Regions from separate parts of the Mus musculus genome. Here all the other regions are linked to region 4. The links are chromatin loops, found by intact Hi-C in ENCODE. Cell type or tissue: left cerebral cortex. All regions are shown on one strand. Region 1 overlaps Ckap5 (cytoskeleton associated protein 5). Region 2 overlaps Fnbp4 (formin binding protein 4). Region 3 overlaps Ckap5 (cytoskeleton associated protein 5). Region 4 overlaps Madd (MAP-kinase activating death domain).

Region 1 (8,000 bases), 400 kb after region 4:
ACTAAATGGCTTATATAGGAATGGTCACAGTGAGGTTTGCGATAACCACAGCAGTTTGTATTAATGCTTGTATGGTGTAAATTTACAGCAGAGCTGTTGCCCTGTGTCCTTTGGAAATATGTTTGTTTGGTTTTTCTGTTCCAAAGTAACGACAATAGACCTCCAGCTTCTCTGTACATTGTGCAGTACAGGCAGCCATGTGTCCCTAGGGAGGGTCAAGGATTTGTTATGTTGGTTTTTCCTTTTGTGTTTCTTGATGCTAGGTTTTATTCCAGAGCCTCAGTATGTGCTGGGTAAGCACTTTACCACTGAGCTGCATCCCCACTCAGTATGCCCTTCTCACTCTTTTTTGTTTCTTTCTTTTCCTTCTCTCCCTTCAACAACAACAGCAGCAAGAGTACCACATAGTGGAGGCTTATAAATTCATAATTATTAAGATTTTCTTCTTTTGTAAGAAATAAAACTGGTTACCTATTGGTATAATATTTTTTGAAGAGTTATTTTGAAGATATATTTTCATTTCTAGTACCCCTTTCTCTACCGGGTTATGACTTTTCTTTTGTTTTTCACCTTTACAGGTTGTTGGAAAGGACACCAATGTCATGTTGGTAGCTTTGGCAGCAAAATGTCTTACTGGCTTAGCTGTTGGGCTCAGAAAGAAATTTGGACAATATGCAGGACATGTAAGTAATATTCTATTTAGATGTAAGTCTGAAAAATTATCAGAAATGGTAGGCTAGTTTGTTTTATATTTTAAAACAGCTCTTGGCATAGATCTTTGTGTTGGCCAGGCGGGGGTGGCGCATGCCATTAATCCCAGCACATGGGAGGCAGAGACAGGTGGATTTCTGAGTTCGAGGCCAGCCTGGTCTACAGAGTGAGTTCTAGGACAGCCAGGGCTACACAGAGAAACCCTGTCTTGAAAAAACAAAACCAAAAATCTTTGTGTTGGACGAAGTAAACACCTCACTGGTTTCATATATATTTTCAGTCTAGCTCTTCCCAAGACTTGTGTAAAAATTAGACACTTGGCCTGAAGTACTTAGTTGACTTGTTTGCTTATTATTTACTTAGTATATCCTTCTTTGCTTTTATAAATATGAAATACATGTAGTTGAAATAAAATTGTAAAACCTGTGGGGTTTTGCATTATTGCTCTAGTGGAAACATCTACTTAGCATGCATAAAGTCCTGGGTTGTCTTTCCAACCACTTTGACCCTAGGGGGAAAATGTTTATAGTAAACCATAAATTAGGTATCAATCAAGTTTAGTAATAGAGTTTAATAAATTGAGATGTTTTCTTTAACTATGACAGGTATTGGTAGCCTCTGAATTACCTAAAATGAGTTATCATTCTGAAATTTTAGCAGTTGTCGGTTTTATTGTTAATATGTAGCCTTACTGGAGACTGCTAATTCATGTATTAAAGATAGTTTCTGAGAACTAAAACTAAAGTAGATACTAACAAATAAAAATGACTTGTGCTGCCTATTATTATGGAAATAAAATAAAGTCCTAGCTGTTTGTGGTGGTGCACATCTTTAATCCCAGTTTGAAATTCTGAGGCAGATCTCTGAATTTCAAGCTAACCTGATCTTCAGAGTAAGTTTCAGGGCAGCCAGGGCTACACAGAGAATCCTGTCTTAAAAAACAAAAAGAACCAAGCAAATGAAAAAAACTATTTCTGGGGAGGCAAGGGTGGGATGAAGTCTCTGTATCCCTGGCTCCCGACTGAAAACTACTTTTAAAATTGACATTAATTTGCTAAGCAATGGTTGAGTGATTGATTGCCTTCCCTTCTAGCCTGAGTTTTTACTGGTTCTGTTTAACTTACTGTCTAGCTAAGATGGTTCTATCTGCTTAATTTGGGATTTTTTTTCCTTTTTAAAAATTATATGTAAGCCGGGTGTGGTGCCGCATGCCTTTAATCCCAGCACTCGGGAGGCAGAGGCAGGCGGATTTCTGAGTTCGAGGCCAGCCTGGTCTACAAAGTGAGCTCCAGGACAGCCAGGGCTATACAGAGAAACCCTGTCTCGAAAAAACAAAAAAACAAAAAAATTATATGTAATAAATTGTCAGACAAATGGCAGGGCAGTTAAGAGCACTTCCTACTCCTGTGGGGAATATTCCATATAAATGGACTATTAGAATGTGTGGTCATCCGTGACTGGCTTGCTTTCACTTAGCTTAATTTTGAAAATTTTGAATCAGCTATACTATAGTGTATATTAGGACTTCATTCTTGCTTTTTAATATTACTTATATGTGTATGAGTGTTTTGACTGCGTGTATGTCTGTGTACCACACGAGTACCTGGTGCCTGTGGAGGTCAGAGAGAGCATTATAACTCCTGGAACTGTAGTTAAGGATAGCTGTGAGCTATGATGTGGGTGCTGGGAACCAAACGGGTCCTGTTCATGAGCAGCATGTGTTCTTAAACTGCTAAGCTATCTTGTCTCGCTGTCCCCTACAGTACTTCGTGTATACTTGTTAGAGTATTAGTGTAGCTGTTCATCTTTTACAGGTTGTGCCAACAATTTTGGAAAAATTCAAAGAAAAGAAGCCTCAAGTGGTACAAGCCCTGCAGGAGGCAATTGATGCAATCTTCCTCACTGTAAGTTGATGGCATGGAACTTTCGGTTTTGTCTTAATACATGTTGTCACTGTAATAATTTGACAATTTAAAGTTGAAAAAGCTCATTGCCATTTTCTTCTAAAGACCACACTACAGAACATCAGTGAGGATGTCTTAGCAGTAATGGATAATAAAAATCCCACCATCAAGCAGCAGACATCACTTTTTATTGCAAGAAGCTTTCGTCACTGCACTTCCTCTACATTGCCGAAGAGTCTACTAAAACCCTTTTGTGCTGCTCTACTTAAGGTAATTGGGGGTAGTTTATTTATATATTTTTTGTTGTTGTTGTTGTTGTTGTTGTTGTTGTTTTTTCGAGACAGGGTTTCTCTGTGTAGCCCTGGCTGTCCTGGAGCTCACTTTGTAGACCAGGCTGGCCTCGAACTCAGAAATCCGCCTGCCTCTGCCTCCCGAGTGCTGGGATTAAAGGCGTGCGCCACCACGCCCGGCTATATATTTTTTCTACTAGTTATATATAATGACTTTAATGCTATAGATTGTGATCTTTAAATGAACAAACACTCTGAACCCAAGATATGTAGCTGTCATGTTCTACCTTTGAAGGATAACAGGTTCGCCAAGAATAAGCATCAAACTAGAGTGTGTGAAGGTCATTGGGAATAGGGCATTTTAGATAAAAGGTAAAAGGAAAAGAAAACATGGTGAGTTGGCAAGATGGCTCAGAGGGTGAAGACTGGCCACATAGTAACCTAAGTTAATTCCCCAGATCTCCTTTAAAGGTGAAGGAAGAGACATTCATATATGCATAAATGTACACATAGCGTGTGTGTATATATGTAAACAATGTTTAAAGCACTTACAGAGGATGGAGAAATAGCTCAGCAGTTAAGAGCTGCTCTTGTAAAGAATCCAGGCATGGTTCCTGGCACCTCCATGGTGGTTCACAATCATCTGTGACTTTAGTTCTCAGGGCTCCAGCTCCCTCTTCTGAGACCTCTGTGGGGACCAGGCATGCACATGGTACACATGCATACATGCATACAAAACATTCTTATACATCAAAGAAAGTAATTTACATTTAAAAAATGACATTTACAGTGCCAGGCGTGGTGGCGTATGCCTTTAGTCCCAGCACTTGGGAGGCAGAGAAAGGTGGATTTCTGAATTCGAGGCCAGCCTGGTCTACAGAGTGAGTTCCAGGACAGCCAGGGCTATACAGAGAAACCCTGTCTCGAAAAACAAAAACAAAAAATTGACATTTACTTGGTGAATAACTAAATTATTATTTGAGTTAGTTAACTAGGTAAATTAACTAAAGATTTCTGAAATCCAGAAAAAAATGTGGAAGATTAACTGTTAATTGGCAAAAGAAAAGCTTGCAGTAAACCTCAGTAAATTATAACGGGAAAATTCTCACCCAGCAACTATAGTTCTGAATAAAAGTCGTAGTAACTATAGAGTTCATTGTATTAAACATCATTTACTTCTGTGTAGCACATCAATGATTCTGCTCCTGAAGTCAGAGATGCTGCATTTGAAGCACTGGGTACAGCTTTGAAGGTGGTTGGTGAGAAATCAGTAAACCCATTTTTAGCTGATGTTGACAAACTCAAACTTGATAGGGTAAGTTAGTAATGGTTGTCTCTTTGCATTGCATTTTGCAAACCTACCTTATCCCTCTCTGTTGAACTGTTGTATAATGATAGATTCTGAAGAGGTGACAGACACTGAATTCAGTTGCCCTCAGTGATGAGCCACCATGTTCTAGTGGACAGTTTCATGACCCTGGTTAAATTCAGTATGTCACAGAACAGTACAGAAAGGCATGAATGTTGAAAAGGGTGCATGTATGGAAGAGGGTGAGTAATACGGATGAGAGAAAGTTAAGAGTAGATAAGTATGCCAGTAATTACAATATACTGTATGTGTGTGAGTGTGTGTATTTATATATGAATCCATCAAAAAGTAAAAGATAATAAAATTTCAGAGTAGTACTTAACATGATTTTGTGAATTTTTGTTTATTTATTGCTAGTTTCTTTTTTTGTTGTTATTGTGGGTTTTTTGTTTGTTAAACAATTTCAAGACTGGGTTTCTCAAGTAGCTCTGCCTGTTCTAGAATTCGCTCTGTATACCAGGCTAGCCTCGAACTCAGAGATCTGTATACCCCTGCCTCCCTCCCAAGTGCTAGAAGTAAAGGCATGTACCACCAAGCTTGGTTCATGCTTGCCTGTTTCTGTAGGGAAAAAAAAATTTCTGTCCCAAACATGTGCATGTATTTGAAATTAGTTCTGGAGGGTGCTCCCTGGGCATTTTTTGTTACTAATTTTGTCCTTTCTGTATTACTAAAAAAACAAAAACAAAACAAAACAAAAACCACTGATAATTGACATCAGTTCTTCAGTTTATTCTCTAATGACATTTCAGAACAAATTTGTTGACATTTTAATCTTAGTTACAGTGATACAATAGTAAAAATATCTTTCCAATTATAACCTAACCAACACTGAATAACTAATCTATAGAGAATGTAATACAGAAATGTCTTTCTTTAGTGTAAATATCTTTCATCAAAATCATGGCTGTTTAGGTACTTTTGTAATTTTACTTTATGAAAAAATAAAACACATATATGCACTGCCAAGAAAATTACAGATAAGAATTACAAAAAAAACCAACAATATTTTCTGATTTTTTTTTTTGGTATGGTTGTGGCTTAATGACTTCTAAGTAATAATGTAATGGTTATGTTTTAAAGTTATTGGAATATAATGATATTCATATTGCTTTCTCTAGATCAAAGAATGTTCAGAAAAAGTAGAACTGGTTCATGGTAAAAAATCTGGACTTGCAACTGAAAAGAAGGAATCCAAGCCTCTACCTGGAAGGGCTGCAGCATCAGGGGCTGCAGGGGACAAAGACACAAAAGATGTTTCAGGACCCAAACCAGGACCGTTAAAAAAAACACCTACTGCTAAGGTTAATATTTGTGACAAGGTCTTACTTCGTAATCCATGCTGGTCTGAAGCTTGCTATGTAGCCTAGGATGCTTTGAAATCAGTCATCCTTGTACTTCAATCTCCCAAGTGCTGGAGTTGCTGATGTGTGCTACCACACTTGGCTTAAAAGATGGCTTAAAAATTAGAATTTAGTAAGATAAGAGACTAGGTTTCATATTCATGGTATTCTTCCAATATGTCTTAATTTGAGAAATGGATTCCTTGGCTACATGGCAAATCTTAATAAAGACATAGTATTATAACTACACTTTTTCTTTATAACCTGCCTATAAGGTGGCAAGTTGACTTAGTGGATAAAAGAGCTTGCTCCAAGTCTGATAACCAGAATTCAATCTCTCATATTCACACGATGGAAGGAGAAAAAAATTAATGAACAAGGATACACCCACACTCTACGTTAATAATGTAATTTTTTTTCTTTAAAACTATGACTAAGAGCAAGGTAGTGATGGTACATGCCATTAATCCCAGCCCTTGGGAGCCAACCTGGTCTATGGGGTGAGTTCCAGAACAGCCAAGGCTCCACAGAAATGTGTCTCAAAAATACCTAAACTGCCAGGCAGTGGTGGCGCACACCTTTGATCCCAGCACTTGGGAGGCAAAAGCAGGTGGGTTTCTTAGTTCGAGGCCAGCCTGGTCTATAAAGTGAGTTCTAGGACAGGCAGGGCTACACAGAGAAACCCTGTCTCGAAAAAAACAGAAAAACAAAAAACACCTAAACAAAACAAGAAGAGTAAATATCTGACTAGGAATAAAAATAGTAGTAACATGCCTTATTTTTTTTAAAAAAACGGTAAACATTTTAATCACTTCTTTTTTTAAGTTTACAGCTTAGACTATAGAGATAGCTCATTTACATAGCCAAGGTTGATGACCTGATCACCAGGACATATGTGATGAAAATAAAGACTTCCTCTCCAAGGAAGGAAAACTTGATTCTTCAAGTCTTCATCTGACCTTCAAATAGTGTGTCTGTCTGCTCCATCCCATGATCCTTCAGCCCCCAGAATAAAAGATCAGAGATGTTTGCCATCAGTATTGGTGACCTGAGGTCAGTGCTTAGATCCCATGGTGAAAGAAGAGAATCAGGCCCTCAAAGCTTGTTGCCTGACTTCCACACATGAGCTCTGGAGTGGGTGTACACCCATACGAACAATAGCGATAAATATAAAGATTTAAAAATAGTGCTATTAGAGGCAATGAAGACCCAACTTTTAATCTCAAATTAATCTGTAAATATAGTATAATTCCAGATGGTTTTTTTTTTGTTGTTGTCATTGTTTGAGACAGGGTCTCTTTATATAGCCCTGAATGTCCTGGAACTATGTAGACTAGGCTGACCTACAACTTAGAGATCCAACTGAGTCTCCCTCTGCCTCATCCTGAATGCTGGAATTAAAGCATGTATTTCTGTGCCTGACCCCTCCAGATTTTTGTTTTTCAAGACAGGGCTTCTTTGTCTAGTAGTCTTGGTTGTCTTGAAACTCTGTACACCATGCTGTCCTCTAATTCAGAGATCCTGCCTTTGCCTCATGAGTGCTAGGATTAAAGGAATGTGTCACCACTGCTAGGCTCCAGTTTATTTTTTATAAAGACTTTATGTATGCATGTGAGGTGGTGGTTGTCTATGGAGGCCAGAATGGTGTTCAGAAGTTTGAGACAATTATCCTTCTGATATGGTTGTTTGGAACTGAGAAACAGTCCTCTTTAAGAGGAGCAAATGCTTTTAAGCACTAAGCCATCTCTCCAGCTAGACCCCAGTTCATCATTTTTATTTCATTTGTTTTATTATTTTTTATGTATTTTATATATACACAAATGCTCTATCTTCGTGTATATCTGCATTCCTGAAAAGGGGATCAGATGTCATTATAGATGGTTACTGGGAATTGCACTCAGGATCTTGTTGTTGTTGTTGTTTGGTTTGTGGGGGATGAGGTTTCTCTGGGTAGCCCTAGCTGTCCTGAAACTCTTTTGGGTAGACCAGGCTGACCTTAAACTCACAGACCCTCTGTCTCTACCTCTCTGCCTCTCTGCCTCTCTGCCTAGTACCTGCTCAGCTACATGTTTTCGATTGTTTTATTAACAAAAATTTTAATATGCAGCCTGCAAATTAGCCAAATATTCCATGGATGGTCAATGTTGTGGTAATTCTGTGGACAATAAACTTTTGTTTACTTTTAAGGTGATATCATTTTAATAAGATCTTTAAGAGTCAAAATATGTAAAAACAAAACAAAAATTGCTTTTATAAAATTGTAAGTAGTTTGTGGTTTTAAATTTTTCTTTTAGGCTGGTGGACCATCTAAGAAAGGTAAAACAACTGCACCAGGTGGCTCAGCAAGTGCCGGGACAAAGAATAAGAAAGGATTGGAGACCAAAGA
Region 2 (8,000 bases), 390 kb before region 4:
TTAGTTCCTATGTGAAATACTTGTCTTTAAACAAAGACAAATTTGTTTCCAATTGCATTTGTAACCTCATAATAAAATCTTCTGGTTCACAAATGATTTATAGCCAGGATCCCATGAGATAGAATCAAATCTGAACTGTTTGGGTCTTTGTTGTAAAGCAAAGCAGCATTTGTACATGCACATCCTTCATACATGTTAAATCCTTCTAGGCTGCTTATAATACCTAGCACTATGTTAGGATTTGTGCATATCATATGTATATGATTGCCTGAATGGTTCTTTTAAGACATTCTCTAGCTCAGGCAGTCTTAGAACTTACTCCTCCAGAGCTTAGACTTCTTGAGAGGATTATTGGCTTTTACTACCACACCTGGCTTACAGTGCATTGAAGAATATGACCAAAAATGTATATGCATCTTGAGTATAGGCAGATTTGTCAATTTTGGGTTTTTTGTTTTGTTTTGTTTTGGTTTGGTTTTGGTTTTTTGAGACAGGGTTCCTCTGTATAGCCCTGGCTGTCCTGGAACTCACTCTGTAGACCAGGCTGGCCTCGAACTCAGAAATCCGCCTGCCTCTGCCTCCCAAGTGCTGCCACCACCGCCTGGCGTTAATTAAAATTTTTAGTCTGGTTGGCTCAATGTGGCTCTTTAAATTTAATTTGTTGTGTTAAAAAAAAAAAACAAAAACCCTGTAGCATAGTATTTTTAAAGATGTTTGATCACTAGTGTTTTATGCAGCCATGTAGAAGGAGTGGAAGGGGATTATTTATTTATTTATTTATTTATTTATTTTGGTTTTTCGAAACAGGGTTTCTCTGTATAGCCCTGGCAGTCCTGGGAAGGGGAATTTTAAGGCTTCTGCATGGGGCTAGTAGGTGATAGTAGAATATCAATTAAGATGTCCTTCATGCAGCTCTTTGAGGTATAATTGACACATTTGCCATGTGTCCCATTTAGATGGTTTGCTTTATCTCTATATAGATATAAAATATAGAGAGATACTGATATTATTACAGAGCCCGCTAATAAGTTGTTACCGTACTTTCTTTGTGTAGAGGTGTTAGAATATTTGATCTGAACAAATTTCACCTGTACAGTATGGTTGGGTTGGTTTTTGTAGATTGATTGATTGGTTAAGAGTACAGAGTTAACACTCTTCACACACACCAAAAGAGGGCGTCAGATTCCATTACAGATGGTTCTGAGCCACCATGTGGTTGCTGGGATTTGAGCTCAGGACCTCTGGAAGAGCAACCAGTGCTCTTAACCGCTGAGCCATCTCTCCAGCCACTCACATAGTGATTTTTCCTTCTTGTACCTAAGCTGTCATTGGAACACTCTGGTATGGAGACAGACAAGTTGACTCACTGGCTAAAGACGTGGGCTTACAAGTCTCATGTCCTGGCTCCAGTCTCCAGGAGTCTTGTGGTAAACAAACGAAAAGTGCTCTTAACTGCTAAGCCATCTCTCCAGCTCCTACAATATGGTATTATTAATTATAGTCTCCATGCTGTACATTAGATTCCCAGTTTTATGGATGAAAGTTTTTACTCCTTATTATTCCACCCTCTCAAAACCACCACTTTGTGTAAATTTGATTGTTTAGGATTAGGATCTTTGTTCCGCTGTTGAAATCCATGTGTGCGTACATAAATAAACATTTTAGGGCTGGTGAGATGGCTCAGTGGGTAAGAGCCCCCGACTGCTCTTCCAAAGGTCCGAAGTTCAAATCCCAGCAACCAAAAAACATTTTATCCATTCTTTTATGTGATTTTTTTTTTTTATAAATTAGAGGCCTAAACATAACTAGTTACAATCATCTGTCTGTAGACAATAAATCCTACTACCAGTAATAATAAATGGGAGACTATGCATAGTATAGGAAGGAGTGCTGGAGTTCTGGGTTTAATTTTTCTGTTCTCTGTTACAGTTTCAGATTGGAGAACTGGCAAATACCCTGACAAGTAAATTTGAATTCCTAGGGATTAATAGGCAGTCCATCTCCAACTTTCACATGCTGCTCTTACAGACTGAGGTAATGCAGCTGGTTTGGGTGTGCATGGCATTTTGTTGTTGTCTTATTTTTGATTTACTTGTAGCCGTGGTTGGCCTAGAGCTTACTATACAGAGCATCAAAAATCCTCCTGGCTCTGTCTCCAATGTGCTGAGATTAAAAACTTACTTAATTTTATAGAAGTTTTATTTTATTCATGTGTCTGTGTGCCATATGTGTTCAGATACCTACAGAGGCCAGCAGACAATGCCAGGTCCCCTGACCTGGAGGTAAAGGCATTTGTGAGCTACCTGTCATGGGTGCTGGGAACCAGACTTGGGGTTACTGCCAAGCCAGCTCTCTTGACAGCACTTGTTTTGTTTTCATGTATAAGTGGTGCTCCTGTATATGTGTTTATGTATTTGTGCATGCATGCATGTAGTGGCTCAGACTGAATTGTTCTCTGTTGCAATTCACTTTATTTGCTGAGGCACCCGCTGTCTCATTGAATCCAGAGCTTGCCAGTATAGCTGCTTCATCTGGCCAACTGCTCCAGGTGTTCCCTGTCTCTACTTTCTGAGTGTTGTGATTACAGGGGAACCATGGCGTTTGCCTGGCTTTTATTTCGGGTCTGGGGATCTTAACTCCTGTCCTGGTACTTGTGGCAAGCACTTTAATAACCAAGCTATCTTCATAGCCCATAAATGGCATTCTGTATTGAGAGTACATTTTGTAAACTACGTAGTTTTGGTGTGTACCTTCAGTCCTAGCACCCAGAAGGTGGGAGCAGGTGGATGTCGGAGTCTGAGGCTAACCTGATGTACAGAGTGAATTGAGATGTTGGCAGTGGGCCTAAATGCTAGCGCTAAAACTACATGACTGTCATTTGATTCCCAGAACCCAGAAGGTGGGAGAACCAACTCTACAGAGTTGTCCTTGAACCTCTACTCAGAGCACATCATATACTCACACAAAAGACATGCAAGACAGTAATAATAACATCATTTTGTGGGGGAGTGCTTCGTAAAGAGTCTATGCAGTCCTGGCAGCCCTGGAGGTTGATGTATAGTTGCTCAAACTCAGAGATCCTCCTGCCTCTGCTGGGATTAAAGGCGTGTACCACCACTCCTGCCTTTAAATAATTGTTTTTTTTAAAGATATGTTTTGCAGTTTTAACTTTGGTTTCATATTTGAACTGTCAGCCCCAGGTAGTAGTAACACTTTACTAATCAAAGCAAATACCACCTTAATAGACATACATTTTAATTAAGATGATATCTTCCATTAGAGCATAGTGATACAGTCTTTTTTTGTTTTGTTTTGTCAAGACAGGGTCTCTCTGTGTAGCCCTGGCTGTCCTAGAACTCACCCTGTAGACCAGGCTGGCCTCGAACTCAGAAATCGGCCTGCCTCTGCCTCCCGAGTGCTGGGATCAAAGGTGTGCACCACCACTGCCTAACGTGATACAGTCTTAATCCCTGGCATAAGTTCTAATTAATTCTCTATTGATTCTAGACTCGAATTGCAGACTGGCGGGAAGGGGCTCTCAATGGAAATTACCTAAAACGAAAGCTTCAGGATGCTGCAGAACAGCTAAAACAGTATGAAATAAACGCCACTCCTAAAGGCTGGTCCTGCCACTGGGACAGGTACGCACTCTTCTCCCCTTCTTACCTTTCACCTTTGACATCTCAGACATGATTTGTGATCACCACCACCGACGCCATGACAGCCTGGCTGGAGACTGGGCAGCTGCAGTTATGGTGCTGGGCAGGCAAAGCCTGCAAGCAGATCTTGGCCAGCCACACATTCGGAAAACAAAAAGCAGTGTTTAAAAGTGTTCCATGTAACAGATTTTTTCCCAAGATTGGACAAAGCCGGTTTTTACTCTCCAGAGTGTTGCACGGAGTAGGGCGGGCTTGGGGGTTAAGCGCATGCGAGAGCTCTGTGCGCTTTACAGGACCTCTGGAAGCAACTACTCCTGATTAACCTCGGTGAAGTTAAGGAAAACTTCGTGACTGCAGAAGTGAATGAAGAACAAGATTACTATCCTCTGCCAGCAGGTCAGATGAAAACATTTCTTTTTATATTTGGCTTTTCTTGATTTTTTTTTTTTCGTTATTTGAAATCTTTGCTCTTTTATTTTTCAGCTCCCAGATCCTCTCCCTCTCTTTAGCTTTCACTGTGTTTGATATCAAGAATTTGAAATGAATTCCACGGTCCAAGAGGGGAAGAGTCACCTTTCACTTCGATGTTCTCTTCTTTGGAAGGGAAATTAGTGTTCTAGGCAACTGAGTCCCTTCATTAATGACACTTGAAACCCGGTTTTACATTGGCAAAAAAAAAAGACCAAACAAACAAAACAAATGATTTCTAAGTCATCTGTTGGAGAGGGCTAAGGGCTGTATTCACAGAGCTGCTGGCAGTGCAAATAGCTTTGAGTTATCCTGGGTTCTCCATCCACAATTGTCAAAGCTCTTTGTGGCCTTTGTGAATAGCAGTCCATAAGAAGAGGTTCGTCCCTGTGAGAGCAGACTGCTTGCTGTCCTGGGACAGGACCCAGTGGAAGTGTCTCTGTAGGAGAACAGATTTTAAAACATGGGTTTTCTTTCTTGTGATTTAGGGATCATAGACGATATTTCTATGTAAACGAACAGTCGGGCGAGTCTCAATGGGAATTCCCAGATGGTGAGGAGGAGGAAGAAAGCCAAACAAAGGAAGTTAGAGATGAGAGTCTGCCTAAGCTGACCGTGAAGGACAAAACCTGCACTGATCCAAACTCTACAGAATCCTCTGAGAACCCGACAGGTAAGACAGTTTATTCTGTTCTAGTAGAACAATAGCTTTAGAGAAAAGAACATCAGTTTTTTTATTATAGGACAACTTATAGCATAGGAATAACATGCTAATTGAAGTCCAACTTAAACTGTGACAACACACGAGTTTGCTAAAAGGAATTAAGTCAATGTATCAGTCTGCCATCAAAGTAAAAAAATAAAATGCTACCTTTTGATCTTAAAATATTTCATGCACTGAATATTAATTAATACATGTTTTGTGTACTCTGTTAGTAAGTACAAATTTTATGTATCAAACAAAAATAATTCATAGGGCTGGAGAGATGGCTCAGTGGTTAAGAGCACTGGATGCTCTCTCACAGGTCCTGAGTTCAGTTCCCAACAGCCACATGGTGGCTCACAACCATCGGTAATAGAATCCGATGCCCTCCTCTCATGTGAACTCATAAAAAATTTTAAAATGGAAAAAAAAAAAAAAGATAACCATACTTCTTTCATGTAACAGAGAAAGACAGGAATGGCTATGCGAGGACTAAGTTTTGGAATTTCCAGATCTGTGAAGTAAAAATGAGGATGGTTTTTCATTTTATACAACTTGATATTTTGGCCTCATTTCTGACTTTCACTAGTCTTCTAAGTATTAAGTATAAATCAAAATGATAGGCAGAAAAGCTATAGAAGTAGAATCTATTCTAGCAGTCAATGGGATTTAAGTTTGTCAGTGGTATTTTTAGATAATCTGATCAGAAATGGGTAAAACTTCCCATTTAAGATAGTCCTAGGGGAATTGTAATGGTTTTATGATCCGACACCCCCCCCCCCGCCCCCCATCTGAGAATGCCCAAGCAGAGACCTACCAGCTTTATATCTCACTCCTGAAGCCAGACACGCTTTTTGAAAGGCTCTCTCACTGAGACCTGGAATTGCTTGATGAGGTTAAGTTTACTGATCTGGACGTGGTCCACCTTCTGTGCTTCAATTCTGCTGAAATTCCAAGCAGGCACCACACATGCCTCTCTCACTTTTTAAGACAGGGTCTCACTGTGTCAGTGATCTGGTACTTGCTATATGGGCCAGGCTGTCCTCCAACTCAGGATTCATCTACTCTGCCTCCCAAGTGGTGGGTAGACTGTGGCCACATCCAGATTGTTTGTTGTTTGTAAAACATGGTTGGTACTGATTGAACTCAGATTGTCATGCTTGCACCATATACAGTGTGTGTGCTTGGTGCTTGGCACCTCAAAGGCCAGAAGAGCTGCAAGCCAGACTACCTCAGAATCTGCAGGTGATTGTAAGATGTGGAGTGGGTGCCACAGTTCATCTGGAAAAATATCCAGGGGTATTAGCTATCTCTCCAGGGAGCCTCCCCACTCACTGAAATAAGTAAGTGGGCTCCTTAGTCTATCCTGAGATCAAGTCAGCTGCTCAGAAGTCACATAGTTTGACAATTTATAAAAGAAAATAAATTTTTTGCCAAGTCTTTTTTGTTTTCTCTCCTTCTTACCTTCCTCTCTTCCGTCTTTTCTGTTTTGTAAGTGGTACTGGGAAGTAAACCCAGGATTAGCACATGTTCCTACCACTGCTTAGGTTGTTTTTGACAAGATGCTACTCTATAACCCAGATTTTGGCCTTAAACAAGAGATTTTCCTGTCTGGACCTCCTGTGATTATGTCTGATGTTGCCAGGAGACTTGTGGCAAGACCCTGTCGTCCCCTGTCTGTCCCCCCACCCCACCCCACAAAAAGACTATTAGCTGTTTGTTAAAGTGACACTTGAAGACAAGATTATTGGTATATATATACATACACATACATACACATATACATACACACACACGTATATATATATATATATACACACACATATACATATACATATACATATATATATATATACACACACACACACACACACACACGGCTTGTTTCAGTAAAATGAATGAGGTACTGCCATTCTGCCCCAGCAGTATTTTGTGCCTGCTTAGCCACTACTCAGCCTTCCATGCCCAGTACCACATTCACCTTGGTGACCCTTCTGGGCCTGTCTGTGACCTTGGCCATTGTTCAGACATATCATTGCAGTGGCTGGAAAATGCTGTGAGCCTTGCAAAGAAAGCAGATGTTACTAGGCTTTATTCTGAGTCTTTCACTAATGTAACCTCCTGGAGCATGGATATAATTGTGACTTTGTCTTTAAAAATGCTGTACCCCTGATCTTTGACACAAGGCCACTTTCCAGAGATACAGGCTAATCATGGTCTGCCCGCTAAGAAAGGACTCAAAACTTATAATTGACTTAGTCAGTATGGTGGTCACATAGGTCATTTTATCAGCACATAAGAGACGGAGGCAGGAAGATTTCAAATTTGAGGATAGCCTGGTGGAACACCACCCCACACCTACCCCCACCCCTATTCACACACACAGATTTCCAGCACACACAAAGTGCTTTGTTCCTCGCTCCTGTCAAAAAGTTTGCAGTCATATCACAAATGATCTTGCTAACATCATTAAGTAGCCTAATATAACATCAGTTAAACTAAAATTAAAATTCAGAGATTATAGTAATTTTAGAGTTTAGTAAAAAGACGGAGTTTTACTCTGTATCTCATTTCAGAAGTTGACTTTTGCAGTGAGTGACAGTATTTCTAATAAGTTAGGACTTATTTTTTGTTTATTTAGTAGATAATGAACTGAGGCTTGATTTTTGGTGATTCCATTCCTGACCACTCCACTATCTTAGTTTTTTGAGACAGACCCCAGATTCTTCTCAAACTTCCTACACAGATAAGAAAAGGGTGACCTTGAACTCATGATCCTTCTGCCTCCACTTCTTAGGTGCAGAGATTACAGGTACACACCACCAAGTGGGATTCTCGCCTATGATGTCTTGTTTTTATATATCCTCTAGTTGATACTGTACAATTAACAGTGTGTGTTTATTTAATGCTTTAATGTCGAGCATTAAGCTGTTTTATCGTTTTGATGACACAGTTGATGCTGTATGGTAAAAGGTAAACCTCGAGCCATTCTTACCTGAAAGCCATTCTTACAATAAAAGTTGAAACTAGAAGGAAACCATTGATAAAACTGACTTCAACATTCCTGGTGGACTTAGTCTAAATAAAATCCAATTTTATATCAAGGCCAAAAAGATTTAAAACCAATAGCTTTCCCTTCTAAGGTTATAAATATGATAATATATTAATAT
Region 3 (8,000 bases), 420 kb after region 4:
CAGGTCCCCTGCCTCCTGCCTCTTGAATGCTGGGATTAGACTGGTATACTATCACACTTGCCTGAAATGTAACTTTACTGGTTTTTTGTTGTTGTTGTTTGCTTTTTAATTATGACTAAAAACAAAAAGGGTAGGTCTTCTTGAATAGCTCTGACTGAATATGCTAAGTGTTCACATCTTGCTTTCTTTTGTTTTGGAAATATAAGTCAAAAGACAATTTTGTGACTGGGAAGTCAAATTCTAATCATCTTCATAAAAAATAACTTGCGCTTTTGTCTCAATTAGGATCTAGCTAGCAACTAAAGTATATATTACAATATTGTCTAAATATTTTATGAGTTTGAATGAAATTCAGTGGTTGAACACTTGGTAGCATGCATAAGATCCTGTGTTCTATTCCCAGGACAGCCAAAACAAACAAATATTATGAAAAAATAAGAACCTTTTACATAGGCGCCTTCTCTAGACTCTTTGCTGCCGTTCTTCAGCTTCATTAGTTTCATTCTTGTGTGTGTAGATGCAGGGACAAAGTCCTCCCGCTCCAACGAGGGGAATTGCTAAGCACAGCACAAGTGCTACAGATGAAGGAGAAGATGGAGAGGAACCAGGTGAAGGGGGCAATGATGTTGTTGATCTTTTGCCGAGGATTGAGATCAGGTAGGTTTTATCCTGAGAAATTACTTTATTCTTTATGTTATTTGGATATTTGGGTTTAGGTGTTTGTTTGAGACAGTCTGCCTCAGAGTGATGGGATTAAAGGCATGTGCCACTATGGCCAGCTGTTTTGTTTGAGACTAGGGTTTTTACTATATAGTATAGGCTGGCCTTGAACCCACTGTCTTCCTGTCTTAGCTTCCTGATTGCCAAGTAGACAATTGTGCAGTATCATATTCTTAAAATCTTGACCTTTTATTAATTCAGTAAAGGGAGTTTGGGTACCATTATCTTTTAGGAATATAGAATTAGAATTATGCCTTCTGTTTTTCAGTGACAAAATTACTTCAGAGTTGGTGTCTAAGATTGGTGACAAGAATTGGAAGATCAGGAAAGAAGGCCTAGATGAAGTGGCAGGTATTATCAATGAAGCAAAATTTATCCAACCAAATATAGGTGAACTTCCAACTGCCTTGAAGGGTCGACTGAATGATTCAAACAAAATCTTGGTATGTGGACCATGTGCCTTTTCTTTCTCTTTCCTTTCCCTGCTGCTATAGAAGGTTCATTTTCATTGTGACTTTCACTAGCAAAAATGAGTGTTCATGTTAATTTGTTTTCAATTACAGAAAGATTCCTTATGTTTCTTATATGTGTCTCAAGATACAAGATTTATAAATGTCAGGGCTTTGAGGGGTGGTGAGGGGGTTCAAGACGAGGTTTCTCTGCATAGCATTGGTGGTCCTGGAACTTGCTCTTGTAGACCAGGCTGGCCTCAAACTCATCGAGATCCACCTGTCTCTACCTCCCAGGCACTAGAATCAAAGGTGTGCTCCACCATGAATAGCTTAAGAGTTTATTTCTTGTAGGGGTCCCTTACTAAATATATTTATGTAGAACTATTTTATATGTATATATGCCTGATTTCCATTTTCAATTTTTTCATTTAATTTTAAGATAGAGATCCATTGTGTAGTGAAGGCTGGCCTTGAACTCAATAATGTTGTACTCTCAAGCTACTCTTTCATCGTCCTCCCCAATGCTGGGATTATAGACATGCTCTATTTTTAATTTTTAGTTTTTTAAGAAAGCATAAGTTTATTTGTTCATTTATATGAGAGAAAGAGGGTGAATATAGAAGTCAGAGAACATTTTGTTAGGCCAGTTCTCTCCTTCCACCATACAAAGGTTCTGGGATTAAACTCCGATTGTCAGCCTTGATCACAAGTACCTTTGCCCACCACAAGCACCTTTACCCACAATGCCATCTTGCTGGCTCTAACTTTTATATTTTATTTTTATGTCAATATTTTTAAACCATAAAGTAAAATTCTAGTACTGTAGTTTTTTGAAAGATTTTTATTTTTTTGTCAGTCATGGTAGAGCATGCCTTTAGTCCCAGCACTTAGGAGACAGAGACAGGTGGGTCTCTGTGAGTTCCAGGCCATCCTGGCCAGCCAGGGTTGCATAGTAAGACCCTATCTCAAAAAGAAAGAAAAGAAGAAAGAATTTTGTATGTGTATATGTGTTTTGAGTGTGGGTATGTACACACAAGTGCAATACCCAATAAGAGGCTAACTTATTTATAGTTCCGTGTTAAAATACTATCATAGTATCTTTTAAGTAGTTCAGAAGTCTGTAATATTGACCACATAATAGCAATTGTAAAACTTTGTGCAAGTTTAATTACAGTTTGAACCTGTGTTGGATGTTTGTACTCAGGTGCAGCAGACACTGAATATCCTTCAGCAACTGGCAGTAGCCATGGGTGCAAACATCAGGCAGCATGTAAAGAACCTGGGCATCCCTGTCATTACTGTTCTCGGAGATAGCAAGGTAAAGAAGCCTCTTTCCAACATAGTCCATTCTACACTAAGGCAGCCGCATTCTTGGGGTAACTAACTCTGTTTTAGAGTTCACATAATTGCTTAAAATATTATAAAGATAGATACTGTTACCTTCCTGGCAGAATTGATATGATGACTAGATGTACCATTATTTAGTTTGTGATCCTTAAATAGTTACATACTCTAGGTTTAGTATCTTTATGAAATTTCTTTCTTAAAGAATTGAAACATATTTTAAAAAAAGATTTATTTAGCTGGGCGTGGTGGCACACGCCTTTAATCCCAGCACCTGGGAGGCAGAAGCAGGCGGATTTCTGAGTTCGAGGCCAGCCTGGTTTACAAAGTGAGTTCCAGGACAGCCAGGGCTACACAGAGAAACCCTGTTTCGAAAAACCAAAACAAACAAACAAAGAGATTTATTTATTTTATGTATATGAGCACACTGTAGCTGTCTTCAAACACACAGGAAGAGGGTATTGGATCCCATTACAGATGGTTGTGAACTACCATGTGGTTGCTGGGAATTGAACTCAGGACCTCTGGAAGAACAGTCAGTGCTCTTAACTGCTGAACCATCTCTCCAGCCCGAAATACTTTTTAATAATCAACATATTGATTATTTAGTTGAAACAATCATTTTTATTAAGATACATCTTAATGTACCTGTTTCATATAATATACATTCAATAAATGATTGCTATTTAGGATTATAATGTCATTAAGGTTTTGTTTTTAGTATTTCTTTGGTTGGTTTGGTTTGGTTTGAGAAGAGGTTTCTTATTTAAAGTTGCCTGTCCTGGAAATCTGTGTGTAGACCACACTTAGCTCAAGAGATTCACCTGCTTCTCTCTCCCAGGCACTGGCATTAAAGGCGTGTGCCACCACAACTGGCTTAAAGTTTTGACATAATGAATAAATACATCATTAAATATAAAGTTTAGATCTTGAAATAATATTCTACATCGTCCCACCCTGAACTACTACAACATGCTTTTCTAGTACTTCAGTTAGGTGCTAATAATTGGATCATCTCAGAAGTCATTGAAGTATCATTGAAGGCTGCAACTTTTTATTTAAATATTTGCCATAGGGTAAATATTTTAATGTTTCTTTACTTTTGTGTTATTGAGTTATTGACTTAATTTGAAAAATTGAGTCTTTTCATAAATCTTTATACTCTGTGAATGGAAGTCAATATTTAAACATATTCAAGTTGTTTGCTTAATTCTTAACAATTTGAGCCTCTAACATAGAATTTCATTCTTTAGCTTATAACATCATAAAAGTTCCCATGGATTCATAAAGCAAAATCTATTTATTATCCTTATACTATTTACCTAGATTATTATTTTACCTAATTGAGTATAAGATTTTTTTTTCTAATTTAGTGTTTTATATTTCCACCTTCTTTTGAAGTCTTTAGAAGAACCATAGCACCAGTTTCTGTTTCAGAGAAGATGGTTTAATTATGTCCATGGGGCCTTAACAAGGGAAGCCTCTGTTCACACTCACCCTCCCTCCAACTGTACTTGTTATTTTTGCCAATTCTCTTCTCAATTCAGAACAATGTTCGAGCTGCTGCCCTAGCAACTGTGAATGCTTGGGCAGAACAAACTGGCATGAAAGAATGGCTGGAGGGAGAAGATCTTTCTGAAGAACTTAAAAAGGAAAATCCCTTCCTGAGGCAAGAGGTTAGTACCATAAAGAATCATATGTTTTACTGATACCTTTTACTTCCTTAGATGGCCTCTATAATAACTATGTATGCATGGGAAGGGGGGAGTAGTTGAGATAGCGCCTCTCTATATAATTTAGCCCTGGCTGTCCTGGTACTCACTGTGTAGACCAGGCTGACCTCGAACCTTAAGAGTTTTGTCTACCTCTGCTCTGCTGAGATTAAAGGTGTGTTCTACCATGCCCAGCTTAACAAATTTGGTGGGTTACATCTATAATCCTGTTTCTTTGAAGGCTAAGGCAAGGAGGATCAGCAAAGGTTTGAAGCCAGCTTGTTTTACATAATGAATTGCAGACTAGCATGAAAACAGTTTCCCAAAAGAAAAAAAACTGAAACATAAATTTATAACAATAAGTAAAATGATACCAAATTCCTAGAGCTTTCTATTTTTGTGTTTTTGTTTTGTTTTTCATTAATTTTCCTTGTGAGTACATGAGCATATGAAGGCCAGCAGTCACTGTCCCATTTTAATATCGCCTCCACACCACCCTGAGGGCTGGGATTAAGACCACAGAGAACTTTTTTGCCTCTGTGCCTTGAATGCTAGGGTTAAAAAAATGCACCACAACTGGCCTTCCTTCTTGTTTTTTTTTAGATGGGTCCTTTCTGATCTGTAGCTCACAGATTCAGCCAGACTAGCGATTTCAGAGATCCTCCTGTCCGCCCCCAGCTCTGTTATAAATATGGACCACAGTACATAACTTTTAGATGGCGGCTAGGGATCTAATCTCAGGTCTTAATGTTTGTGGGATAAGCTCTTTTCTGGCTGACTGAGCCCTCTCTCCACCCTGCTTTTTGTTACTTTTTTTTTCTTTCAGGAATGGGGTGCAGTAGGAGAGTTGAGATAGGGTCTCAAATTGTCCATTGTGACGTCTAACTTGAATCTGGCTGAGGCTGGTCTTGAACTCGTGGTTGCCTGCCTCCGCCTCTCAAATTCAGTCCAACTTGTTTCATTAATAGTAACACTTTTGGCTGGAACAAAACGTAGTTGTTAGTGTCTGTCTAAATAAAGCCTAAAGTGGAACCCAGTACTTTGTAAAACTGAGCATGTTTCTAAGCTTGGCATTTGAGAAGTAGAAGCTGCCTTGATCTCAGATATCTATATCCTGGGATTCCTAGAAGATCTTTGGATGTGATCTCTTACCAGAGCAGTCATGTTATAAATTAAAATTCCTCTACATATGTGTAAACAAATGAGCATGCACACCCACGCACACATACATGTGTGTCTGTCTGTGTCTGTGTGCCTATGTCTGTGTATGTAACAATAATTAATGGAAAAGGTGAAGGAGAGGAGCATAAGAGGACTTGGAGGGAGGAAAGAGAAGAGAAATCATGAAATTATAATATCACAAAATAAATAATTTAAAATTTTAAGTAGCCACTAAACTAGAGACACAAAATTTTGAGTAACAGTGCAGAGAAGCCCTTAATCTTTAAAACCTGCTTTGTTTAAGAAAGTGAATAATGATAAATTATAAGACATGCATAAATATTAATACAATATGTAATCTGCTCTTGAATTTAATATTAGCACAAAAGACATGAATAAGATTTTCCCTCGCTGGACGAAGGGTTTCTCTGTGTAGCTCAGGCTGTCCTGGAACTTACTGTGTAGACCAGGGGCTGGCTTCAAACACTACTACCTGCCTGTGCTTCCCAAGTGACAGGATTAAAGGAGTGCCTAATTTAAGAATGATATGGTCAGTAAAGGTTAAGTGCTATTTAAGTTTGAAATTATGAAATAAAGTGTTCTTGAGGTAAGGATTTGGTTAGAGAAATAAGATTTTTCTTTACTCCCATTAGATATGTTTTTATATTTTTTTCTATGAGTAGATTCTCAGCTCTTTCCTGAAAGCTAGTTTTTTCTCTCATCCCTAACGTAGGGTAAGTTGTGAACTAATTATAATTATGAAGGTTTTTTTTGTCTGACTCCTGATTACCAGGCAAAAACAAAATTGGCTTCTTCAAAGGATCCAGAATCACCCTAGTAGCCAAGCCTCTGGGCACGTGTATGGGGCACTGTTATCTACATTAGTTAAACATGGGGCAGTTTGGCCAGTTGCCTTCCAATAGGTTGGAATCCTGGACTGAATAAGAGTTAGAAAGGGAGCTAAACACTTTATGGCTCTCTGTTTTCTTCCTTAGGATAAAATGTGATCATTTGTCTCAAGTTTCTGCTGCCAGAATGTCTCCACTATAATTGACTGTTGTCTTACACCATGAAACAAAATGATTATTTCCCTTTTAAGAAAATAGAAAAACAAAAAAAACCTACTTTTCTCTCTCTCTTCTTTTCTTTTCTTTTTTTCTTTTTTTTTTTTTTTTTTTTTTTTTTGGTATTTCGAGACAGGGTTTCTCTGTGTAGCCCTGGATGTCCTGGAACTTATTCTGTAGACCAGGCTGGCTTCAAACTCAGAAATCCTCCTGCCTCAGCCTCCCAAGTGCTGGGATTAAAGGCGTGCGCTACCACTGCCCTGCTCTTTTTTTTCTTTTTGTTAAACAAAAAACTTCTTAAAGGATTCCCTTTTTTGTGTGTTTGCATAGTATATAGTTTTCTGTTTGGGTTTTTTTTTTTTTTTTTTTTTTTGAGCCCTTAAATGGCAAATCAGATTTTAATCAGATTATAAAAATAGAGTTCAGCATTCAGAAATCAATGTATTCCTTTGTGCCAACAGACTATAGAAGAAACTTCATGTGATTGTATCAACTGATTTTTAAATAGTCATTTGTTAAAATATAATACTCATGGTGAAAATTCTCAGCTTGTTAGTAATTAAAAATTAGCTACATGAGGCTGGATGTGGTGGCACACATCCTTTAAAACTCTGAGTCCCCAGCCAGCCTGCAGAGTGAATTCCAGGACAGTGAGGGATACAAAGAGAAACTCAGTCTCCAAAAAAGAAAAATAGTAATACCATCCCATATGCTGTATGCAGATAACATAACTCTTTAGTCGTAAAACCAAGAAATCTACAAATAATTTCCTATTTAATCAGTGAGTTCACTAAGTTTGAAAGATACAAAGTCAACATATTTGCCTATACTGCAGAAAATGTTTGTAAATAACCTTACTCTGCAAAAGACACTCAAAGAGCGGTCATAAGATTGGGAAAAATATTTGCAAACTCCAGTAAAGAATATCTAGGATAAAGACCTTAAAACTAAATAGCAAACTGAGTGTGGCTATACATTTCTGTAATTCCAACATTCAAGAGGCTGAGGCAGAGAAATTATGAGTTAAGAGGTCAGCCTAGGTTACTTATGGAACTCCTAAGAGTAGCAGATTCTGAACAGTAAAGGAAACCTAATTTGAAAATGACAAAACACATTACAGACATTTTTTTAAGCAAATAAGTTCTTGAGAATAATACTATTACTTGTCATAAAAATGTTATGTTAAAATGGACCTAAAATTAGCTGGGCATGGTGGCACATGCCTTTAATCCCAGCACTCGGGAGGCAGAGGCAGGCAGATTTCTGAGTTCGAGGCCAGCCTGGTCTACAGAGTGAGTTCCAGGACAGCCAGGGCTACACAGAGAAACCCTGTCTCGAAAAAACAAAAACCAAACAAACAAAAAAATTGACCTGAGATTGAGCATGGTGGTATATACAGACCAGGATTCAGGAAGAGTGCTATCAGCTTAAGGGAACATGGGCTATTAACAAAAAAAGGGAAAAAAAAAAAAAAAAAAAAAAGAAAAACTACAGTAGGGTATCATTACACAAGAATCAGAATTGGTTAAGTAAAAACTAGTCAACTG
Region 4 (8,000 bases):
CAGGACAGTTAGGGCTGTGTGGTGAGGAGAGCCAGGGAAGGTAACACACGGTCACCAGCATCTTACAGGGATGACCTTGTATTTGTCAACATCCAGAGTCAAAGCACAATGAAGGGATTTCTTTTTTAAGATTTATTTTACACATATGTGAGTACACTGTTGATGAAGAGGGCATCAGACCCCATTACAGACGGTTGTGAGCCACCATGTGGTTGCTGGGAATTGAACTCAGGACCTCTGGAAGAGCAGTCCGTGCTCTTAAGCCCATCTCTCCAGCCCCAACAATGAAGGGATTTTTAAAAAGGTTTCAAGAGACTACTATTATTATTATTAATTTTTTTATATGAGTATACTACACTGTAGCTGTCTTCAGACACACCAGAAGAGGGTGTCAGATCCCATTACAGATGGTTGTGAGCTACCATGTAGTTGCTGGGAATTGAACTCAGGACCTCTGGAAGAGTGGTTAGTGCTCTTAACCGCTGAGGCCTCTCTTCAGCCCTCAAAAGACTTTTTAAAGTAACATTTATTCATTTGTACACGTGTCCTGGGGGTAATGTGCAGGTTGTGGTTATGCATACAAGTGTAGGCCAGAAAACACCTTTTAGGAGTTGGTTTTCTCCTTTGACCATGTAGTTCCAAGGATGGAACTCAGGTTGTCAAAGTTTGAGGGCAAAAGCCTTTACTTGCTGGGACATCTTCCTGGGCCCCACCCCTTTTGACCAGGTCTTACCATGTAGCAGGCTGGCCTCAAACTTAAGATCCTTCTACCTCAGCCCCTGAGAAGGATATCAGGCATGAGCCACCACACCCAGCTGGAAGGACTTCTCAAATACTCTTATTAAAACAGTCTGTGTAGACTCAGTATGAGTCAGGCCCTAACTTGAATGACCCTGCTAATTTTTAACTCTGTCTCCATTGGCTCTTCTAGGAACAGACATATAGAAGGACCTAGAGACAGATGAGCACCAGTAGTAAGAAAATGACTTCATTGGAATCCTATCTTCCACTGTCCTCTCTAGACAAAAGGACTGAAAAGCTGTTGTGGAAAATACCCACTGCCGTCTTAAAAAGGCGGCTCAGGGATCAAAGCAGATAACGCTGCCTAAAGAAGCAGGCATTCACTGCAGAGCAGACGGGAGAAGTGAGAGCTCGAGGATTTATGTCATTTGGGTGTGGCAGTACACACTTGTAATCCCAGCACTTGGGAGACGAAAACAGAGGGGCCACAAGCTTGAGAGCAGCCTGGGTTACACAGTGAGACTGTCTCAAAAAAGAGGAAAAGGAAAAGGAAGGAAAAAAGGGAGGGAGGGAGGGAGGAAGGGAGGAAGGAAAAAAGGGAGGGAGGGAGGGAGGGAGGAGGGAGGGAAGGAGGGAGGAAGGAAACAGAACAGCAGACAGTTGGAAAGAGAGAGAGAGAAAAGAGCCACCCAGCTGAGCCAGACCTCCTCAGGACTATGGGAAGGCTCCCCTTTCCTCCGCAGGACCAAGCGCCTGCACAAGGGTGCTCGGCCTCTGAATTACACCTCCAGCCCCACCTTTTCCTTCTTGTTGTCTCTAAACCACTTTCCTCTTCCATTAAAGAAATGTTCTTTTGTTAGTATATAGAGCTTACAAAGATGGCGCTTGTAGCAGAATTGGTTTCGATTTCACTGTCGGACAGAGTGGCCCGGGAACTTGCCAGGTGGGCGCTGCCTTCGCCTCCTGGCCCGTCACCTGCATTGCTGCTCAGGTCACTGTCAGCTCCAAGGGTCTCTCCGGAACTATTACTCACCTGGGAAAGACAAAAGGCAGTAAGGACAGTCCCAGAGAAGGATTCCCAAAGCCAGCTAGAACCCTGACTGCTAGGAAAAGAATCATTTTAGAGGTGTGTCAGCTTTCCCATACACTTCTTTATAAAATGAGTGACATCCTGCGTCCACACACCCATGAGGATCAAGCTGATCTGAGACTAAGAGCAGATCAAAGGGAAGGAGCCCTTCCAGGGAGAAGGCCACACCCCACCCACAAAGAGGCCAATGTGGTATTCCCCTACCACGGTGCTAACTTCAGAATCCTGACTTGAGCTTCGGATCATAACAGCTGGACTCACACCGATGACAGAGTCTTGATCAGTCCTCTGAAATAACACGAAGACACACCTAGTTCTAGAGAAATCCTGAGCAAATAATTTTTTTAAATGGGTTATGTGAACTGACATAAATAAAATAACACATTAAATAAATACCCATTATAGAAAACAAAAGAATAAGTGTACTGCCCACATTAACCTCTACTTTTAGTATATTTCCTGATAGTCTTTTAGTCTTTTCTAGATATATTTAAAAACTAAATTGAAGATGGACAGAGTAGCACACACTTTTAATTTCAGCACTTGGGAGACAGAGGTGGGATGATCTCTGTGAGTTCAAAGGCAGCTGGGACTACAATTCTTGGCCGGCCAGGGCTAGACTAGTAAGACCCTCCCTCTCATAGATGTATCATACACACACACACACACACACACACACACACACACACACACAGTTATACTGTGTTGCTAAATTTTTAAAAACACAGTAAATTGTAGTATTACATTTCATGACTATTTAAGTATTCCTTATTATTGGTTATATTTGAGATTGTTTCCTTTTTAACTATAAAAGTATTTTGAGGATTAATGGTATAACTTAGTGGTAGTCTTTATCTCGAATGTATACCCTGAATTTAATTCCCACTGCCAAAATGTGTGTGTGTGTTTGTATGTGTGTTTGTATTTGTGTATGTGTTTGTGTGTGTGTCTTACTTTGAGACAGTAATTTACTCCTGGCAATCTTCAGGAAGGCTCTTACAAACCTGGGAGGCAGATGTCAGGCTCACACCACTGTCTGCGCTCATCTGGGACTTTTTCTCCTCTGTCTCACCCAGGTCAAAGACAGGCTTGATGCCCTCTGGCCCTGAGTAGGGAAGACTTGTGTTATTCAGCACAGAGAAGCTGGGGCAGGCTGGTGAAGGAGTGGGCCAGCAGCAGAGCCTGCTCCACCCCTAGTCATCGAATCCCCCTCCCCACCACTGGGACCCACGAGAAGAGGTCCCAGAAACCATAAGAACCAATTAGTACATTAGACCTGGCCAAGGGTCTCTGCAGCCATCTTCTCACCCTGAGAAAATTCCGAGCAAATCATCCTAAGATAAAACATTCTACAAACAAACCCCATTCCATGGCACCCAAGTTAGAGTTTCACCTGTGCCTGAAGCAGACCATTAAAGTATCCTCAGAAGCTCAGTGACTCCTGACAAATGTGTCTAAAGGAGGCCAGAAAAGATTAGGCCAAAAGAAAGAAGGAAACACTGTTTCCATGGTCATCTCTCCCCCACCCTACACCATCTACATCTGAGACCAAAAACAAAAACAAAAACAAAAAAACAAAACCCAAAAGCCCCTATTTAACTCACCCACCCAGGATGGTATGGCAGAAGGACAGAACAACAGAAAGCAAGAAAGTGTGCCTAGGCAAGCCACTAGAGAGAGCTGGGAAGCTACAGACTCAACACAGAGGGACAGCAACCATCTCTGCCAACTGCGCCCACAGGCCTAACAGTGAGGGAGGTATCAGTCACAGAGGGACGCTGCATTCTGCAGAAGTTCTCCCCACCAGCTACAGAGCAAGAGAAAACCAAGATCTGGGTCTTTTACTCAGTAGACGCCTGATTGCTAATGAAGGGAGGGCAAGGAGTAGCTTACACACCATACACCTAGGAGTCACACACCGCCTACCTGCTTTCAATCCAAATGCAGCACCGCCCTCCCCCAGGAAGTCTCTGACCTGTCTTTTCAACTCTTCCTCCAAATACCACCCAAGAACAAATTTGGAGTGGGGCTGACAAAGGGAGCCTGCCCCAATTTGGGCCTGGGAAGTTGGCAGGTATGGGAGACTGGGGGACAGGAAGGGGCATTCATTCCTTACTCTGTTTTTCCAAAGCCTTTTGCTTTTTCACTTCCTGGTGCTTGTTCCACAATTCTACCCCAGATGCAATGCAAGCAGGAGAGAAAGACAGAAAGTCAGACTTGTCAAAGGACAGGAATCACCCCGCCCATGCTCATTCCGTTTCAGACACAGCATTATTGGCTAAGAGATACCAAGATATCTTAATTTGGGTAGGGTTGAGGAATCAAAAATCCAGTTTTTGCCCCTGAAGTCATGAACTGAAGCCTCTAAATTTCTAGTCCTACTCCCAATGTAAACACTACAGAATTTTTAAGCTGGAAGGGTTCTTCATGAGACCCTTGTATTTTGTATGAGAAACTGGGCCCTAAATAGGCTGGAGACAGATCATTTGACTTCTACCACACTGTGATCTCTCTGCCAAATAAGCTGAGCAACGGCCACGCTTACAAATTACAGATAAGAGAGACAATCGGGACAAGCAGGCCAAGAATTTCAGAGGCATGAGCAGAAATCTGCTTGACTCCTGGACTGGACCGAGGCCAAGCTTTCAGTTAGCATCCCTCCTGTTGCCACCAAAAAACCAAATTTACCTTTGGAACTATTGCCTTCTCAGCTAAGAGACCCATTTGTAGTCAGTATCTAGGAAAACACGCTTCCAACAGAAGTAACAGAGAGCGGAAAATGGTCAAGACTAACTTCTCAGTAATACAAATCACAGGAAATACCAATCAGAGCACTTTTTTTTTTCCTGGAAGAACTTCAGAGTTTACTTAGTGTAATCTCTTCATTCTCTAGATGAGGCGACAGAGAGTCTAATAGTGAAGTGATCTGCCCAAGTAGAGTCAAGACTTTCAGGACAACAGATCAATATTTTTCTAGGGCATCGTATCAGGCAGGAGAAAGCCAGGTTTTACTACAGCTTCTAGGAGAATATTTGCCAACCAGAGAACCGGAGATGCCCCAAGAAGAGAGCTGCTTCATTCCTCTGAAAACTTAGGACAATGGTTAGAGGTCATGGCAAAGAAGCACCAGCTGAAAGCAGAGCATAGAGACCAGGGGTCAGCATCCACAGGAAAGCAGCCTAGATGACTCACAGTCAAGTAGGAGTGAGCCACATAGGTGACACCAGAGTGTGAACCGAGAAACACCAAACACAGGTGACATCAGAGTGTGAACAGAGAAACTCCAAACATAAGCAAGTTTTCAGTCAAGTCTGGGGTGGAAAGCAGAAAGAAGAGCTGGCTCAGAAATCTGTGATTTTGGAGTCTAGAACCCAAACATGCCAGAACGGAATACATCCCAGAGCAGTGTTGTAATGCTTGGATGGGGGAAAACTGGATGCAGAGACCCAGATGATCATAATTTTACATCCCAAAGATGTATCTATATATTTCCTAACAGTTTCCAGGAACGTGTTTTCTCTATGTAAAGAAATTCAGATGCAAATTAAAAAGGGATTGAGAATACAGCTCAGACTCCCTGCACTGCATCCCATGGGTCTCTAAGCAAACTTCCATTGTTCTTCAAAGATGCTGGTGAGGCGGCTATGAGCGAGCAGGAAGACCAGATGCGGGTAAGAAAATGCTCCTGGAAGTGGACAAAGACCTATCTCCCTCTCTAAAAAGCAAGCATGGGGAAGAGAAAGTCAGGGTTCTGGGTGAACTGAGAGAATGGAGGGATAGTTAAGAAGCCAGGCCCATTTTGGCATATCAAACAAAATAATACATACCAACAGATGCTACAAAATTCTCTTCCTTTAAACTTCTGGTATCCAGTTCTTTAGGACCCTTTCCTGTAGCACTTGGTGCCCGAGGGCCCAGTTGAGGGACCCTTAGCTGGGCCATTGCCTTTGGGTCCCCCCGCCCAGCCAGACCAGGATCCTTGCCAACTGGGGTATTTACATTCTCTGTCGGACTTCTCTTCCGTTTGTCTGGTTCTGAGGAAAGGAACAAATACAAAAAGTGATTAAAAGAGATATCAAGTAGGAATCAGGTCAGAAAATTGAGATTGGGGGGGGGTACAGGAGGATGTGGGGCAGAGTTAGCAAACGGAGGGAAGCACAGCTAAGGCCTTGGTTTGCATGGTAGGAATTATGTTTCTTACATATAAATCAAAATGCCAACGTGTGACAGAGCGGAGTGGCACTGGGAAGCCTGACAGGGAGACAGCAGGTACGCCCCTACCTTTACTATAGTAGTGGGTCTGGGCAATCTCCAAAAGCCCAAAGATGCTGGCCATACCACCCAGACCTGCGTGGGCATAGGACTGCTCGAGGCTGAGGACTGTGCACTTGAGGAGGTCTAGCATCCCCTTGTACACCTTCCGGCTGATCTCCTGCAACAAGAGCCAGGACCTAGAGCTAGCAACCTCTCTCTAACATCCACACTCTTCTGCCCAGCTGATCCCAATCCCTTGCCCAGACGCTTACCACGTCTTGGATGACATCCTGCCGGGCGTCATCCTCTGACTGCACTGCGCGATTCAGCTTGCTCAGTACAAAGACTCTAAGCTGCTCACTCTCCAGGAGCCGGCGTACCTTCTTCATATTGAGCCAGCCCACTCCCTGGCCGTCCAGCACACTATGGACTACTTCCTTCAGGAACTGCTGGTTCTCGCTACAGGGTCCACAAACCACTTCTGTGGTCATCTGATCCTTGGCAGAGCAACCACACCCCCCTCTTCACCAGACAAGATACATCCCAGGGAAAAGCACAAAGCTGAGTCTCCAGACGCTCATGACCACCACAACCCATCCCCGGCTCCCAACCCCCAGGATCTCGTTTGACAACTTCCCACACTCCTGAAGTTTCCCTTTCTCCACACCAAAAACCACATCATAAACTGCTGCCTGGGGACTGGCTAAAAATGGGGAAGTGATGACTGAAAATTGATTAAATCTACTATCTTGAGAGCTACTCTCCCAATCTTGAACATTCCTCAAAAATAAAATAAAATAAAATAAAATAAAATAAAATAAAATAAAAATAAAAATCAGGAGTCATTCCCTCTATGTGAGAACTTTCAAACCGTTCTGCCAGTTAAGTGCAGGGTGCATGCCTGTAACCCCAGCACTTGGGAATGGAAGTAGAGATCAGTTCAAGTTCATCCTCAACTACATACTGAGTTTAAGGGAAGCATTGTAGGAGATAATGAGACTCTGCCTCAAGGAACAAACAAACCAGTGAACCGCCATTTATTACCTAGAGTTGCTCGACCGGCCCTGTGGGGATGAAGGTTCTCTTTTCACGGTTGGGCTGTGTTTAATGACAGATGACTTCTGGTCCACTAAGGCCCTCCTATTTCCTAAATTGGGAAGGTAGAATTGAGACACATCTTTGGCATAGTCTGGGGGGTTCACGTTATCATACCCCTGGGTTGCCATAGTCCACACCCATTCTCCAGCTGGGCTGGGCAGGGTGATATCAGAACATCACACAAAGGTAGAAAGCAGCCATGGCAATGTGCAGGAGATAGGGACGGAGATGAGGCCACTCCACATGCACCAGCAGCATGCCCCATGGGCTGCATGGGTGTCGTGGGGGATATGCAAGGCAGGTCACTCGTGTGACATTGCTTGCTCCATGAGGAGGATGGCCCTCAGGCAGGCAGAGAAGTTGCTAGGAAAAAACAAAAAGGCCATGCACAGCTCACGGGGAAGACCCACCTTCACCACTCCCAGGGCCGGCTTCAGTAACAATCTCCATTAGAGTATTTAGCCCAAATACTGGGACAAAAATACACAATTAGTAGGTGCACCACAATACTTGAAACCCTCTACCCATTGTTGGAACAGTAAGTCAGACCATCTGAGCACTCTCTCAAAGCCTGGAAAGTGCGTAGAACCTTGATTCTTGGGCACGTCAAAGCTGGAAGCCAAGTGACCAGGAGATAACCATGGCTCTAAGAAAGAACATTCTTAGGCCTGGGGCCTCTCAAAGCCAGGGGCAAGGCAAATGACACAGATACTAAACAGGCACATGCATGAAAGAGGGAACGCTTGTTTTGTGGAATATCTAGCACAGGGATCCTGAGGGCCTGTGGGTAACCACAAGGAGAGACATCTTGCAGATG

What was found. Hi-C counts contacts between places; a loop is a spot of excess contacts. Peaks named below come from ENCODE experiments on the same cell type or tissue, not always from the same donor. Only the 100,000 strongest peaks of a DNase experiment are listed, where the experiment ranks them.
Region 1: a loop joins it to region 4, with 2.9 times the contacts of the local background. A loop is called at or near these places in 4 of 42 quality-filtered maps.
Region 2: a loop joins it to region 4, with 3 times the contacts of the local background. A loop is called at or near these places in 2 of 42 quality-filtered maps.
Region 3: it touches region 4 in a loop (3-fold over the local background); 4 of 42 quality-filtered maps call a loop at or near these places.

What each region holds. Positions count from the first base shown.
Region 1 is chr2:91,560,229-91,568,228 of GRCm38, forward strand. Ckap5 (cytoskeleton associated protein 5) reads left to right here. Exons shown (of 44, transcript NM_001165989.2): 9 at 579-683; 10 at 2,526-2,615; 11 at 2,721-2,885; 12 at 4,092-4,220; 13 at 5,393-5,575; 14 at 7,909-8,000. Among named protein-coding and RNA genes, the nearest start is that of Snord67, 32 kb to the right of the region's middle. In left cerebral cortex, no CTCF peak of the experiment used is centred here; no DNase peak of the experiment used is centred here.
Region 2 is chr2:90,763,901-90,771,900 of GRCm38, forward strand. Fnbp4 (formin binding protein 4) reads left to right here. Exons shown (of 17, transcript NM_018828.3): 10 at 1,930-2,034; 11 at 3,508-3,641; 12 at 4,616-4,800. Among named protein-coding and RNA genes, the nearest start is that of Agbl2, 15 kb to the right of the region's middle. In left cerebral cortex, no CTCF peak of the experiment used is centred here; a DNase peak (open chromatin) is centred at 4,662.
Region 3 is chr2:91,577,047-91,585,046 of GRCm38, forward strand. Ckap5 (cytoskeleton associated protein 5) reads left to right here. Exons shown (of 44, transcript NM_001165989.2): 21 at 518-657; 22 at 989-1,163; 23 at 2,377-2,490; 24 at 4,064-4,192. Among named protein-coding and RNA genes, the nearest start is that of Snord67, 15 kb to the right of the region's middle. In left cerebral cortex, no CTCF peak of the experiment used is centred here; DNase peaks (open chromatin) are centred at 4,064, 4,911 and 5,141; H3K4me3 peaks cover 746 bases; H3K27ac peaks cover 2,283 bases.
Region 4 is chr2:91,156,370-91,164,369 of GRCm38, forward strand. Madd (MAP-kinase activating death domain) reads right to left here. Exons shown (of 35, transcript NM_001177720.1): 15 at 7,130-7,232; 16 at 6,358-6,544; 17 at 6,113-6,263; 18 at 5,659-5,865; 19 at 3,948-4,001; 20 at 2,836-2,936; 21 at 2,036-2,119; 22 at 1,616-1,774. Among named protein-coding and RNA genes, the nearest start is that of Madd, 19 kb to the right of the region's middle. In left cerebral cortex, no CTCF peak of the experiment used is centred here; a DNase peak (open chromatin) is centred at 3,597.